Linked DNA regions of Homo sapiens: region 1 is linked to region 2. Evidence: chromatin contacts called from ENCODE Hi-C or POLR2A ChIA-PET data. All regions are on one chromosome and are shown on one strand. Each heading gives the region's core, a stretch centred on a gene start or an enhancer-like site at or near the end of the contact. The rest is flanking DNA. Distances are from core to core; before and after follow the strand shown. Region 1 has its middle 89 kb from the start of PIK3CG. Region 2 overlaps CTB-30L5.1 (a long non-coding RNA gene).

Region 1 (6,772 bases), core at 2,944-5,443, 380 kb before region 2:
CCTTCCCTTCCTCATCCTCTCTCTCTCTCTCTTCTTTCTCTCTTTCTCCCTCCCTCCCTTCCTCCCTTTCTCTCTCTCTCTCTCTCTTTGTCTTTCTCTCTTTCTTTCTTTCTTCCCAGGGTCTCGCCTGTTGCCCAGGCTGGAGGGCAGTGCTGTCACACAGCTCACTGCTGCCTCAACCTTGTGAGCCCCAGTGATCCCCCAATCTTAGCCTCCCAAGTAGCCTCCCAGGTGCCACTATGCCAGCTTTTTTTTTTTTTTAAATCTTTGTGGAGACAGGGTCTCCCTATGTTGCCCAGGATGGTCTTGAATTCTTGGGTTCAAGTGATCCACTCATCTAGGCCTCTCAAAGAGCTGGGATTACAGGCATGAGCCACCATACCTGGCCAACATAGGGAGACCCTATCTCTACAAAAATAAAAAAAAAATAGCTGGCATAGAGGTACCTGCCTGTGGTCTCAGCTACTTGGGAGGCTGAGGTTGGGGGATCACTTGGGCCTGGGAGGTTGAGGTTGCAGTGAGTTGTGATTGCAAAAGTGGGCAAGGGACATGAACAGATACTTTCAAAAGAAGACATACATGTGGCCAACAATCATATAAAAGATTATTTTATGATAATCATAAAATAATCTGATCATTGGAGAAATGCAAATCAAAACCACAATGAGATCATTGGAGAAATGATCATTGGAGAATCACTGATCATTGAAGAAATGCAAATCAAAACCACAATGAGATACCATCTCACACCAGTCAGAATGACTATTAATAAAAAGATGAAAAATAACAGATGCTGGTGAGGTTGTAGAGAAAAAGGAGCACTTATACACTGTTAGTGGGAGGGTAAATTAGTTCAACCATTGTGGAAGACAGTGTGGTGATTCCTCAAACACCTAAAAACAGAAATACCATTCAACCCAGCAATCCCATTACTGGGTATATACCCAAAAGAATATAAGGTTTTCTATTATAAAGACACATGAACACATATGTTCATTGCAGCATTATTCACAATAGCAAAGACATGGAATCAACCTAAATTTAGCCCATCAATAATAGACTGGATAAAGAAAATGTGGTGCATATACACCATGGAATACTATGCAGCCATAAAAAAGAATGAGATCATGTACTTTGCAGGGATTTGGATGGAGTTGCAGGCCATTAGCCTTAACGAACTAATATAGGAACAGAAAACCAAATATTGTATATTCTCACTTATAAGTGGAAGCTAAATGATGAAAACACATGGACACAAAGAGGGGAACAACCCACAATGGGACATATTGGAGGGTGGAAGATGGGAAGAGGGAGAGGATCAGGAAAAATAACTAATGAGTACTAGGCTTAATATCTGGGTGATGAAATAATCTATACAATAAACCCCCATGACACAAGTTTACCTATGTAACAAACCTGCATGTGTACCCCTGAGCTTAAAATAAAAGTTAAAGAAAGTTGTCCAGGTGATTCTAATGTGTACAAGGTTAAGGAGCACTGAGTTGGAGTCACCTCTCACTCATCTCCAAGGAAACTTTCTGTAGGCTGTCGTACAAGAGCCAGCAAGATGCAGTCTTCTGCACATCTTGGAGAAAGCCTGTGTCTTAGTCCATTCATGCTGCTGTTGCAAAAAATCTTAGACTGGGCAATCTATAAACAGCAGAAATTTATTGTTTACAGTTCTGGAGGCTAGGAAGTCCAAAATCAAGGTGCCAGCAGATTCGGTGTCTGGTGAGGGCTTGTATTCTGCTTCCAAGATGGCACTTTCTTGCTGTGTCCTCATATGACAGAAGGGGCAAGGGAGCTCTCTTCAACCTTTTTTTTTTTTTTTTGGTGAGGGCATTAATCCCATGACCTAATCACTTGCCAAAGGCCCTAACTCCTAATACCATTACCTTGGGGGTTGGGTCTCCACATCTGAATTTTGGACCATAGTAGCCTGCTTTCAGAGTTGAGGGAATCCCTGATCTAGCAGGAGTTCATCAGAGGCATTCCCCTGCCTTTACACTGATCTGATCACTGCCAGTACCGCCTGTTTGGCTTTGTGGCCATGGGCAGCCACTTCTAGAGCAGGCTGAGTCTGTTCCTCCAGAGCAGTAGTCTGTACTAATACTTGTCTAGGTTGGAAGGCATGAGAGGGAAGCCAGCAGAAACCACAGCAAGGCAATGTGGGCAGGGTAACTAGTCATAGAAAGTGGGCTAAGGCTTCAGGACTATCTCCTATCAGCTCTAGTATTTGATTATTTGTGAGGTCCATATTTCTTCTTCTTTTTTTGGAGACAGAATCTCACTCTGTCACCCAAACTGGAGTTCAGTGGTGAGATCTCGGCTCACTGCAATCTCCACCTCTTAGGTTCAAGCAATTCTCAGCCTCCCAAGTAAATGGGACTACAGGCGCGTGCCACCACGCCTGGCTAATTTTTGTATTTTTAGTAGAGACAGGGTTTCACTTGTTGGCTAAGCTGGTCTCGAACTCCTGACCTCAAGTGATCCACCTGTCTTGGCCTCCTAAAATGCTGGAATTACAGGTATGAGCCACCGCGCCTGGACTGTGAGTTCCATATTTCTAATCTCAACAACTTTCCTAAATGATTGTTATGAGGTTCCAATAAAACAATGTATTCATGAAAGGGCATTGTAAATTGTGAAGTTCAACAGAAATATTCATTATATTATTATGGAGTGGCCTCAAGTCCCTCTTTTCTTTTGAGTGCTTAGACATCTCCCCGGTAGATTGGAACCCATCTCTGTCCCAGGAGTTTGGGGTCTCAAACAACAAAGGGTCAGGAGCAAACCTGTAGATTAGTAAATCTCTTTGTAAACATATTTACAAAATATGATGCTGCCAAACTGGATGGTGAGGACAGAGTGAAACGTTTTTTTCCAACAAAAGGGATAAAAGGATAGAAAACAAAGTGAGCCCTGCATGGCTGAATTCATTGGAATCCTGAGCTCCTGTGAGGGCTTGAAACTCTCTTACTTTTTTTTTAGACAGTCTCGGTTTGTCACCCTGGCTGGAGTGCAGTGGTGTGATCTCTGCTCACTGCAACCTCTGCCTCCCAGGTTCAAGCAATTTTCCTGCCTCTTCCTCCTGAGTAGCTGGGATTACAGGCACCCGCCACTATGCCCGGCTAATTTTTGTCTTGTTTTTTTTTTTTTTTTTTTTTTTTTTGAGACGGAGTTTCGCTCTTGTTGTCCAGGCTGGAGTGCAATGGTGTGATCTCAGCTCACCGCAACCCCCACCTCTCGGATTCAAGTGATACTCCTGCCTCAGCCTCCTGGGTAGCTGGGATTACAGGCATGCGCCACCACGCCTGGCTAATTTTTTGTATTTTTAATAGAGACAGGGTTTCTCCATGTTGGTCAGGCTGGTCTTGAACTCCCCACCTCAGGTGATTCACCCACCTTGGCCTCCCAAAGTACTGGGATTATAGGCGTGAGCCACTGCGTCTGGCCGTCTTTTTTTTTTGAGTAGAGACAGGGTTTCACCATGTTGGCCAGGTTGGTCTCGAACTTCTGATCTCAAGTGATCTGCCTGCCTTGTCCTCCCAAAGTGCTGGGATTACAGGTGTGAGCCACCGCACCCAGCCTGGAAACTCTCTTTCTGAGAGAAAGCTGAGGCCAATGCAAGGACAGGTCAGTGCACTGGAGCCCATGGGAGGCCAGGGACAAGGGAGAGCCTTCCCAGGATGGGGCTAGGTGAAATGGGGATGCCAAGGGGCTGCAACTTGAGTGGGTAGAGAGAGAATGCAGACAGGACACAACAACCTAGCTGCTTTTGCTCCCCTAAGGGAGCTCCCTGAGAGTCCCCAAAAGTTCTCTAAGGACCTGATGTGCTTGTCTATACCATCACAGAAAAATCCCCACTCCCCCTACTCCCATCCTTACCATCCTTGCTGAGGCCAGCACATTTCTCCCATACTGGCAGGAGGAAGGAGGGGCATCTTCTCCTTGTACTCAAAGGTAGAGGCGGGTGGAGTGTGCAGCAGATCCTGCAGCAGGCCCGTTTTTCACGAGAAATGCCATTTATGGGGAAGCAGGGAGATGAGGAATCTGAGCAGGAGGAAGTGGGTGGAGAGTGCAGGAGTCTAGAGGATTTGTATTTTGCTGTTGCTGGGCAGGGCTCTGAGAAAAGGGAAGAAAGGAGAGAAAAGCACAGCCCTGGTCATCATTCTGGTCACTGTCACCACGGCCACAGCTGGGCCATGGCTCAAGCTCAGCAGGAAGAAAGTGGTGTGTTGCTCATGTGACCAGAGCTGAGGTCTCCAGACAAGCTCTTATCAAACCTCACAAAACTGCTCCAGGAGGAGGGGATATGGGCTTTGTGAAAATACCTAGATAAATTCCCAATTATTCGTGTGCCTCTTTCCCACTTTAAGAAATACTTTACCTTTTAACTGTTTGGATTCTCACAAGAAATCTGGAAGGGAAGTTGAGCCAACATGAACAATTCCATTTTATAGGGAAGAAACCTGGGGTTTGCAAAGGTGAAATGAATCATCTAAGAGTCTGGACTTGTAGGTGGTAGTGCTGTGAGTTGGACACATGCTGACTTTAAGTTGTTTGGTATTTGCTCACTTTTCATTTTTGTTTCTCTCTCCAGTGCCTTGAATTTGGTCCTACCAATTCTGCAGGTGGGCAGATCAGGTCGCCGGGCCCTCCGATCTGACATCCCTTCCTCCAGGTCTCTGAGCAAGCTCACAATGTGAGCATGTTTGTGTCTTGGCTCCACTGGCCAGAGACCAGGTTTTTGGCTAATGTGTGAACTTGAGCTCCTGCTTTTGCTCTATGCATTGTGTATATTTAATCATATTTGACGGAATTTACTTTAGCCCAAGTTCAGCCTGTTAGCCTTTTTCCTCTCACTGTCTGTTTCATTTTTACCCACACTCCATGCAAGTGATTTGTCTTCCCTTGGACTTCAAATAGACGGTTCCCTCTCACCACCCACACTGCCACAGAAGATGCTATCCTTTAAGAACCTCTCGCTCTTGCTCTTGGAAGGGGCATTTACTTTTGGGATAGACTCTTGCCTTTGGAAGAGAAGCCAAAGTTTTTTTGGCTTTTTGGCTCTTCTTCTTTAAGCTGCACATTTGTTTTACTCTTCCTTTCCCTGTCTCAGTTATTTTCCACGTTTCTTTCCTGAACTGACTTGAGACTTCCCCTGCAAAGTCAGCCTGACATTTTCCTGCTGCTCTGAGCCCTTCCGCATTTAATTATTCCAACTAAAAATCATACTAACTTTTTGTTCTTGTTAAAAAGAAAATAAACAAAAAATTAGGGACCAATATTTTAATGTGCAGTTCTCTTCTGGGTTAAAGTGACAGGCAGGGGCCCGATCATGGGATGGTTGCACATTTGCAGAGTGTGTTCTCATGCATTTGATTGTCACAACAACAACGACGACAACGATGTGAGGCTGGCAGTGTGGGAATTATCATCCCCATTTTACAGAGGTGGAAACGGGGGATCATAGGGGTTGGCTGGCTCATCAAGGGTCATCTAACTTCAATATTGGCCTTCAATTATGATTCTGAATTTTGCATAAGAAAACTTACTGTTTTGGAGTAGAGTATACAAGTTCAAATACAGAGTCTAAGTTGATATTGGGGGTGCTTAGGAGATACCAGCTTGACTTCTAACACATTATACATCTTAGTGAATTAACTCTGGCCCAAGGGCTGGCCGGTCCTCAAGACCTGAAGTCTCACAAGCTCAGTTCAGCCCTGTCTGTGTTCCAGAGGTGATCAGATATTGGTTGCTGACACATCCTATCCAAGCTCCAAGGTTGCACATTTTTTAAGATAAGTTAAGCATATTACAGTCAAATGTTCCAGTTCTAAGAGCTAGTAACTTTCTATACCTCCAATCTCGTCTATTAAGTGCTGATTTATATTTACTCTCAGAGAGCCATCTTACTTCTGTTTCTTACGGAACATCTCACTGTCACTTCCACGTACCACTTATAGGGCCAAGAGAGGTCTGTTTACTCTCAGTTAAGCTGACTTTTCCTCTTTTTGCTCCAATTATCCTATTTTGGTAATTTCATTGATATTCACAGATTCTTCATTTCTTGCGGCAGGGAAGACAGATGCTATATCTCACCTTCTGCATTGTGTTAATATAGGGTCCTTACTCATTGTTTCCATGAAAAGTCAGACTCAGGAAACTGTTATTTCCATTTTAATTTAATAACACTTTCTTTTGGGAGACTAATCTTGGAGACAGAAGGAATCTAACACAGTGATAACATTCTTACCTCAATAAACGCTTCTCTAAACCCTGCCTGAAATGTTCACTTCACTGTCGTTAGACTGCCTGTAAACCTATTCATTTCAGATTTCACTTTGAAAAAATGTGAAAACAATTGGATCAATTATTTGTCCATTAATTCAGCAAATATTTGTTGAGCACTCTCTCCATGCCAGACACTGTATTATGTATGCTTCGGGTACGCTAAGGCAAGGAGTCTTTGTTCTCTGGAAGCTTGCAGGCTTATGTGGAAACCAGAAAATGTGCAAAAAATTATACGACGGAGGATTATACGAGATAGTATGGGAATCCTTGGGTTTATGTGTGGACATTCTAATCCTCTGGCAGCAGCTGCATCTCCCAACAATTACACTTTCAAATGCTTGACACCCTCTTTCTCCCCATGGCTCCAGCTCTCCCTGGGCTCTGATATTATTTCCTCCCCTTGTCTCTTCATTCCTGACATGGTGATGGTTTCCTACCATTGCTAATCTATGGGCACACCATCTTCCTTTGTTGA
Region 2 (6,622 bases), core at 1,142-3,641:
AGAGGACAGGCAAGAGTGTGTGTGGGGGGGAGTGTGGGGCGGGGGGAGGAGGGCTACTTGCAACTTTATTGCGTTATCTCAGCACATCAGGAAATAGAGTTCAACCAAGTTGGAAGGTCGGCCTTGGAAGACACTGAGTTCCTGACCCTGGAGGACAGGCTGTGTTCATTCAGGACCTGGAGGTTTTCAAACTCTCTCAATGCCCTGCTGCTGCATTTGAACTGTATACAAGTCCACTTCCTGTGTCTTTGAAGAGGAAATTTCTCATCTGCTATCAAGGGTGTTGCTAATAATTTAAAGATCGGGTTTTTTTTCTGCATTTTAGTCTGGCACATCTGGGACTCAAGTTTCAAGTGCTGAGTCTTGTAAGGACTGTTCTGCAGCCAAAAACCAGGAAAGGGGAAACAGAAGCAAAAAACCAATCACAAGTGAAAAAACTCAGCCAGCCTAATTAAATATTTGGAATCAAAAATTGTTGGCCACCTGGAAGGGGAAACACCCTTTTCATCCTGTCATTCATTTCTTAGCTAAATAATGGGTTCAATATACATAATTCCAAAACCAAAATTAGAATTTTTGGAAGACGCCCCCAATATTTAGGCATTTTATCTCCTGACCAGTTTGTCTTGGAAGGTATTCCAGGCCAGGAAATTCTAATGTATTTCTCTATGTTAAAAGACATATAGGAGATTTTTATTTATTGGTCAAGGTGGATACGTGGGAACACCTGCTTTAAAATGCTCAAGACTGGGATTATGACTCTGATCAAGTAAAACTCTAGAGCCTCAAGATCTGTTGAAATGGAGAAGATAAAAACTGCTGGGTCCCTGCTTGCCCTTCCCCACCCAAAATTTCTTGGCCCTGACCCTGATCCTCCTCCCTCAGACCACCTGTAGATGAAGGTGGAGTAGCCTTCCACTGAGACATCATGAGGCTCTCTGGCTGTCATAAGGAGGGCATCAACCGACTGTGGAAATATAGTTTTGTATTTCATCAGCATCATAGAATATCATCTCAAACTCACTGAGGGCCAACAGTGTTTATAGACTCAGTTATGAAGAATTCTGTTTTAAGGAGAATTACCTGAAAGAGATGTAATCCTGATACTTTAAAATTTATCTTTGGGTTTGTAGACCCTCAGCGAGCAGCCTACATGGGCCACTCAGTTCTGGCTCCCCACTGACTTACTGAGCCCAGCTTTGGCATTCTGCTATTTGCACACTTGGGTGGGGGGTGGGGGGAGTAGAAAGCTGTGCCAAGAAATGTGATGTTGTACTTACTCTAATTGTTATAAAGTTTTGGTGCCGCAAAAGAAATAGCACGCGAATATAAAATTTTATTTTTAATTCTCAGCAAGGCAAGTTACTTCTACAGAAGAGTGTGCCCTTACAGATGGAGCAATGATGAGCGCACACTTGGACAAGGGAAAGGAAGGGGTTCTTGTCCCTGATGGGCACGTGGCCCCTCTGCTGTGTCGTTCCTCTATTGGCTAGGGTTAGACAGCACAGGCTAAACTAATTCCGATTGGCTAACTTAAAGAGAGTGGCGGGGGTGAGTGGTTTGGCGGGAAAAATGGTTATGACAGAGCAGGTAATCAGAATGAGTCAGGGTGGAGAATGTAATCGGAAAAGGTTGCTTTATGAGGAAGTTTAAAAGTAGAAGACAAATAATTGAACATACTGACATATTCTTTGAAATTTAGAACTCATATCTAACATAAGCAGGCTTGGGGAAACCATTCACTACTGTTTTAGGGTTCCTCCGGCATGAACTGGAATCCCAGTATGTACTTTTATTTGCAGCAGACACTAGTTCCTGCAAATCCCAGGCCTTCAAGGGGACTGTAGAAGGTTTTGGCTAATACTCATACTTTGACCTTCCCTAAGGTAATGTGCAAGGTGGAAAAGGCTGGGAGCCTGTGCAGGTCACCTTGGGCTGTGCTGCTAGGTGGCCATTTTGCGCTGGGAAGGGACCCTGCTACTTGTTATTTTAGGCAGCAGATGGCTGTGACTCTGCAAATTTCCTCCAGGGGCTTCAATGGGGCCAATGCACTGTTTACAGTTTTAGAGCTTTAACTGACCCTTATCACTTAAGGACAGATGCTGTGCCCTGGAGCTATGGGATCTGGTCACTTTTACATAATTTGAATGTGCTCTGTAATCATCCAAGTACCGTTTTAAGCATTTAAATTCTTGCCAGCAATTAGGCTGCTGCTGAACATGGGAGATGATTGCATCACTTCACTAGTTTCAAACAGCACACTCAACCTTAGTATTTATTGCATCAGCTCAGGGCAACCTGCTCTTCCAATCAATTAAACTCCTTGTGCTTGAATATGCAATGCCTGCCAATCACACATTAAATCACCACCTCATGCTTATTTCACAATGAGCTTACTGAATGAAATGACTTCCCAAAACTTAATCAGTCCCCACCTCCGGCAAGCTGGCATTTAAAGAGATTTTCCAGTGTCTCTGGGAACAACCCTATTACATTTCTCCCTGAGGGTAAAATCTTCTCAGGTCTCCATTCCAGGAATAGCAATGCTGCTGCTGGTAGTTGCTGGCTTGTATTTGTCCCGGGACAGACACTATGAATGATGAAACTAATTGTGTTTACTGGTCCTCCCCCTGCCCCCCACCATCCATTTATTTTTGTAACACCAATAATGCATGTTTATTATGGAAAAAAACCATACAGCAAAGCAATGAAGAATAATTACCTAAATTCTCAACACCTCAAAATTACAATGGCTAAAATGTTGGTTACCCTTCCAGGCATTTGTGTTTCCTCTTTACAGTGGCTGCTAGAAATAGCCAGATACAAATCCCAGTATAAATGAGACTTTAATATAAAACAATGGGGAAAAGATGTATGATAGATGGCACTGGCCCAACTGGCTCTCCATTTGGAAGAAAATAAATATGGACTCCTTATGCCGCATGGAAAAATCCATTTCAGATTAAAATTTTAAATGTAAAAAATATAACAAGGTATTGTTTAAAAATCTGGCAGGCTATGTGTATATTCTAGGGGTGGGAGAGACCTTTTAAACTGTGACTAGAAGCTATAAAAGAAGGAAAGGAAAGACTTTTAAAATTATAAAGTCAACAGGTTAATACAAAATAAGAAAAGTACATTTGTAATGCAAGTGACAGTTTATGCCTATGATAAAAGCTCTTAAATTTGATGAGAAAAGGGCAAAATGATGAGATAAAGATGCACAAAGGATAAACACTTCACAGACATTGAAACGGCTAGCCCACATGCTCATATTCACTAGTGGTCAGAAAAAAGCAAATGGAAGTTAACAATAGAACACCATTTTACACTTAGACTGGAGAAAAGAGCTATAATATCATATGCTAGTGTTGGAGATAGGAATTGTGACATGCGTCCGTGTGAAGAGAGTCCATCAAACAGGCTTTGTGTGAGCAACAAGGCTGTTTTTTTCACCTGGGTGCAGGCGGGCTGAGTCTGAAAAAGGAGTCAGCAAAGGGTGGTGGGATTATCATTAGTTCTTATAGGTTTGGGATAGGCGGTGGAGTTAGGAGCAATTTTTGTGGGCAGGGGGTGGATCTTACAAAGTACATTCTCAAGGATGGGAAGAATATTACAAAGTACCTTCTTAAGGGTGGGGGAGAATATTACAAAGTACATTCTCGAGGGCGGCGGAATATCACAAAGTACGTTATCGCAAGGGCGGGGAGGGTGTATTGTCACAAAGTCAATTGATCAGTTAGGGTGGGGCAGGAACAGATCACAATGGTGGAATGTTATCTTTTGTGGATCTTCAGTTGCTTCAGGCCATCTGGATGTATATGTGCAGGTCACCGGGGATATGACGGCTTAGCTTGGGCTCAGAGTCCTGACAGGAATGTACTCTGATACTCTGCTGGTGAACTGTGATGTGCTAAAATCTTTTGGGAAATACATTTGACAATATCTATTAAAATTAAAAGGACACGTACCCCTCGTTCCAGCAATTGCACTCTTTGGAGTGTAGCCCAGTAGAAATAAAAGGGTAGTGTTAAGGACATACGAACACAGAGGTTTGCTGCAGCATTGTTCAGAGAGTAAAAACAGGAAAAAAGAGAATGCTCATCAACCAAGCAGTGGCTTAATAATTTATAATATTTCTCAAACAAAGTAATATTTTTAATGAATAAAAATATGAATTACAGTTAAACCAAATGATTTGGAGGGATTCCCATAAGATACTACTGAAGGAAAAAAGAGCACATATATCCTATTGAGGGAAAAAATGATAAACTCTGTGTGTGTACATCTGTATGGGATTATCTAAGTACAGAGAGCTGGACAGAGGATGCATATTAGGTTGTTGAGATTGGTTGCCATGGTCGGGGAGGAGGGAAGGCTGCTGACGTTGAAAGAGGGAGAAGAAGGGAAGGACAGAGCTCAGTTAAAAGAAGTTTAAAAAGTCACTAAAAATAAATGAAAATGTATGCATATGGCCATATTTAGGCCTCTACATAAAATTATCTGTAGATGTATGTTTTATGGGTTGAATTATGTCCCCTCAGAAAAGATATGTTGAAGTCCCAGCCCCTAGTCCCTCAGAAGGGGACTGGATTTGGAAATAGGGTCTTCACAGAGATAAGAAAGTTACAATGAGGTCATTAGGGCAGGCCCTAATCTGGTATGACTGGTAGCCTTGTGAAAAAAGAAATTTGGACACAGAATCAGACACACAGGGAAGATGATGTGAAGATGCTCGGAGAGAATGCTGTGTGAAGATGAAAGGTTGGAATCATGCATCTGCCAGCCAAGCAGCGCCAAGGATTGCTGGAAACCAGCAGAGGCCAGGAAGAGGCAGAGGATTCCCCTGTCGGTTTCAGAGGGAATGTGGGTCGGCCAACAGCATGACTTCAGACTTCCAGCCTCTGAAACTGTGAGACAAAAAATTTCTATTTTAAACAGTTTACGGTATTGTTATAGCATCGCTAGGTTGTGAATACAATGTGTGTGTGTGTGTGTGTGTGTGTGTGTGTATGTCTATATATAAAGAATAGTAGATTTTTTAAAAATCAACACAAATTTATTCTTTTATAGTTCTAGAGGTCAGAAGTTTGAAATGAAGCTTACTGGGCTAAAACCAAGGCATTCACAGGGCTGGTTCCTTCTGGGGGCTCCAGAAGAGGGTCTGTTTCCTCACATTTCCTGGCTTAGAAGCTAGGAAAACTCTAGAAGTTTTCTTGAGGAAGACTCCAGAGACAGAGAGTCTGCCCATCTTATTTGACTTGTGACCCTTTCAGTTTTCAAAGCCATCAGCATAGCATCTTCTCTGACTCTGCCTCTCTTGTCGCATGGCTTTCTTATCTAAGACAAAAAAACCTATGAAATTCAGAGTCATATTTACACCTCAATCCTAATAAGTACCATTGCAGTGTTTATTTTAGTCTCATTTTATCTCTCACAAACATCTTATGCAAACATCTTGATGCTAATCTTAAATTATTTTTGTAATATGGAGCCATGGGGTTATCTAGATCCTATAGATGTGGAGCTGGTGGCAAGTTGGGCCACACACACTAAAAGTGACCAAAGTGAGAGGAGTTGGAAACAGTCATCTCCATTTGTGAAGATGAGGTAACCAGTCATCCCTGATAATCAGTAGGAGAGACAGACTATCCAACCACTCAGAAATGCAAAGAACAGGTTTAGGAACCACCTCCAAATTCTAGTTCCGGTTCTTTTGTGGTCAAGTCATATTTCTGTAAGAGGTAACCTCCTGAGATTTCTCCCTTTTTACTTAAGCAATTTGAGTGGAGGTCTGATTATTGTAACCAAACTTAAGGAAAGAACCATAAGAAATTCACAGTGGCTAGAGGAAAAATTGTTGGATGACAAATTCTTAAAGAGTTTAGTTGTATAGTGAAAAGTTGAATCCCTCTTGTCTTCACTTAATACAGCACTGACAGTTGTGTGAGGGGTCCCATATTATGTAACAGAAAATTTTGATCTATGTTTTGACACAAAGATAATTAAAAGAGAGCAAAGTAAGAAGAACTTGGAAACAGGCCGGGTATGGTGGTTCACGCCTGTAATCCCAGCACTTTGGGGGGCTGAGGCGGGCAGATGGCTTCTCAGTTCAAGACCAGCCTGGGCAACATGGCAAGACCTCATCTCTACAAAAAATAGAAAAAAATTTAGCTATGCTTGGTAACATGTGCCTGTAGTCCTGGCTATTCAGGAGGCTGAGGTGGTAGGATCGCTTGAGCCAGGGAGGCGGAGGCTGCAGTGAGCCATGATCATGCCACTGCACTCCATCCTGGGCAACAGAGCAAGACCCTGTCTCAAAAAAAGAGTTAAATAAAATATAAAAAGGAATTTAGAAAGTTATCCTCTGAGATTGAAATGAAGAAGAACCACCATATAAAAGATTTAATAATCAAAGATTATTAATGTCACCTCCCAGAAAAAATAGGTGACTGAAAGGACATAGGACTAAGGTAGCTAAGGTCAAATTGCATGAGCAAGAAGGTCAAGACAAGTGAATTGCACTATAGAAGACTGGTGTCCCATGGAGTCCTGTGTGAAGGGTCAAAGATAGCATGTGTCAGTGTACCTTTAACACCAAGCCAGGAGAAGCCCTGATGCT

The links. Hi-C counts contacts between places; a loop is a spot of excess contacts on that map. ChIA-PET counts read pairs that join two places held with the same protein, here RNA polymerase II (POLR2A). Pooled maps may share reads with other maps.
Region 1: a loop to region 2 is called in a pooled map, with 2.9 times the contacts of the local background. The contact joins two enhancer-like sites. A Hi-C loop is called at or near these places in 1 of 50 pooled maps. POLR2A ChIA-PET finds 5 or more read pairs at or near these places in 2 of 52 experiments (OCI-LY7 and activated B cell).

What each region holds. Positions count from the first base shown.
Region 1 is chr7:106,950,397-106,957,168 of GRCh38, reverse strand. No RefSeq gene overlaps it. Among named protein-coding and RNA genes, the nearest start is that of PIK3CG, 89 kb to the right of the region's middle. Within about 2 kb of position 4,193, at least 3 of the 41 ENCODE cell types and tissues checked have a DNase peak (open chromatin) inside an H3K27ac peak, as active enhancers do.
Region 2 is chr7:106,564,605-106,571,226 of GRCh38, reverse strand. It overlaps CTB-30L5.1 (a long non-coding RNA gene), which reads left to right. Exons shown (of 4, transcript NR_187788.1): 4 at 83-1,316. Among named protein-coding and RNA genes, the nearest start is that of CTB-30L5.1, 31 kb to the left of the region's middle. RefSeq lists enhancers at 2,037-3,002, 3,003-3,968, 3,969-4,934. Within about 2 kb of position 2,391, at least 6 of the 41 ENCODE cell types and tissues checked have a DNase peak (open chromatin) inside an H3K27ac peak, as active enhancers do.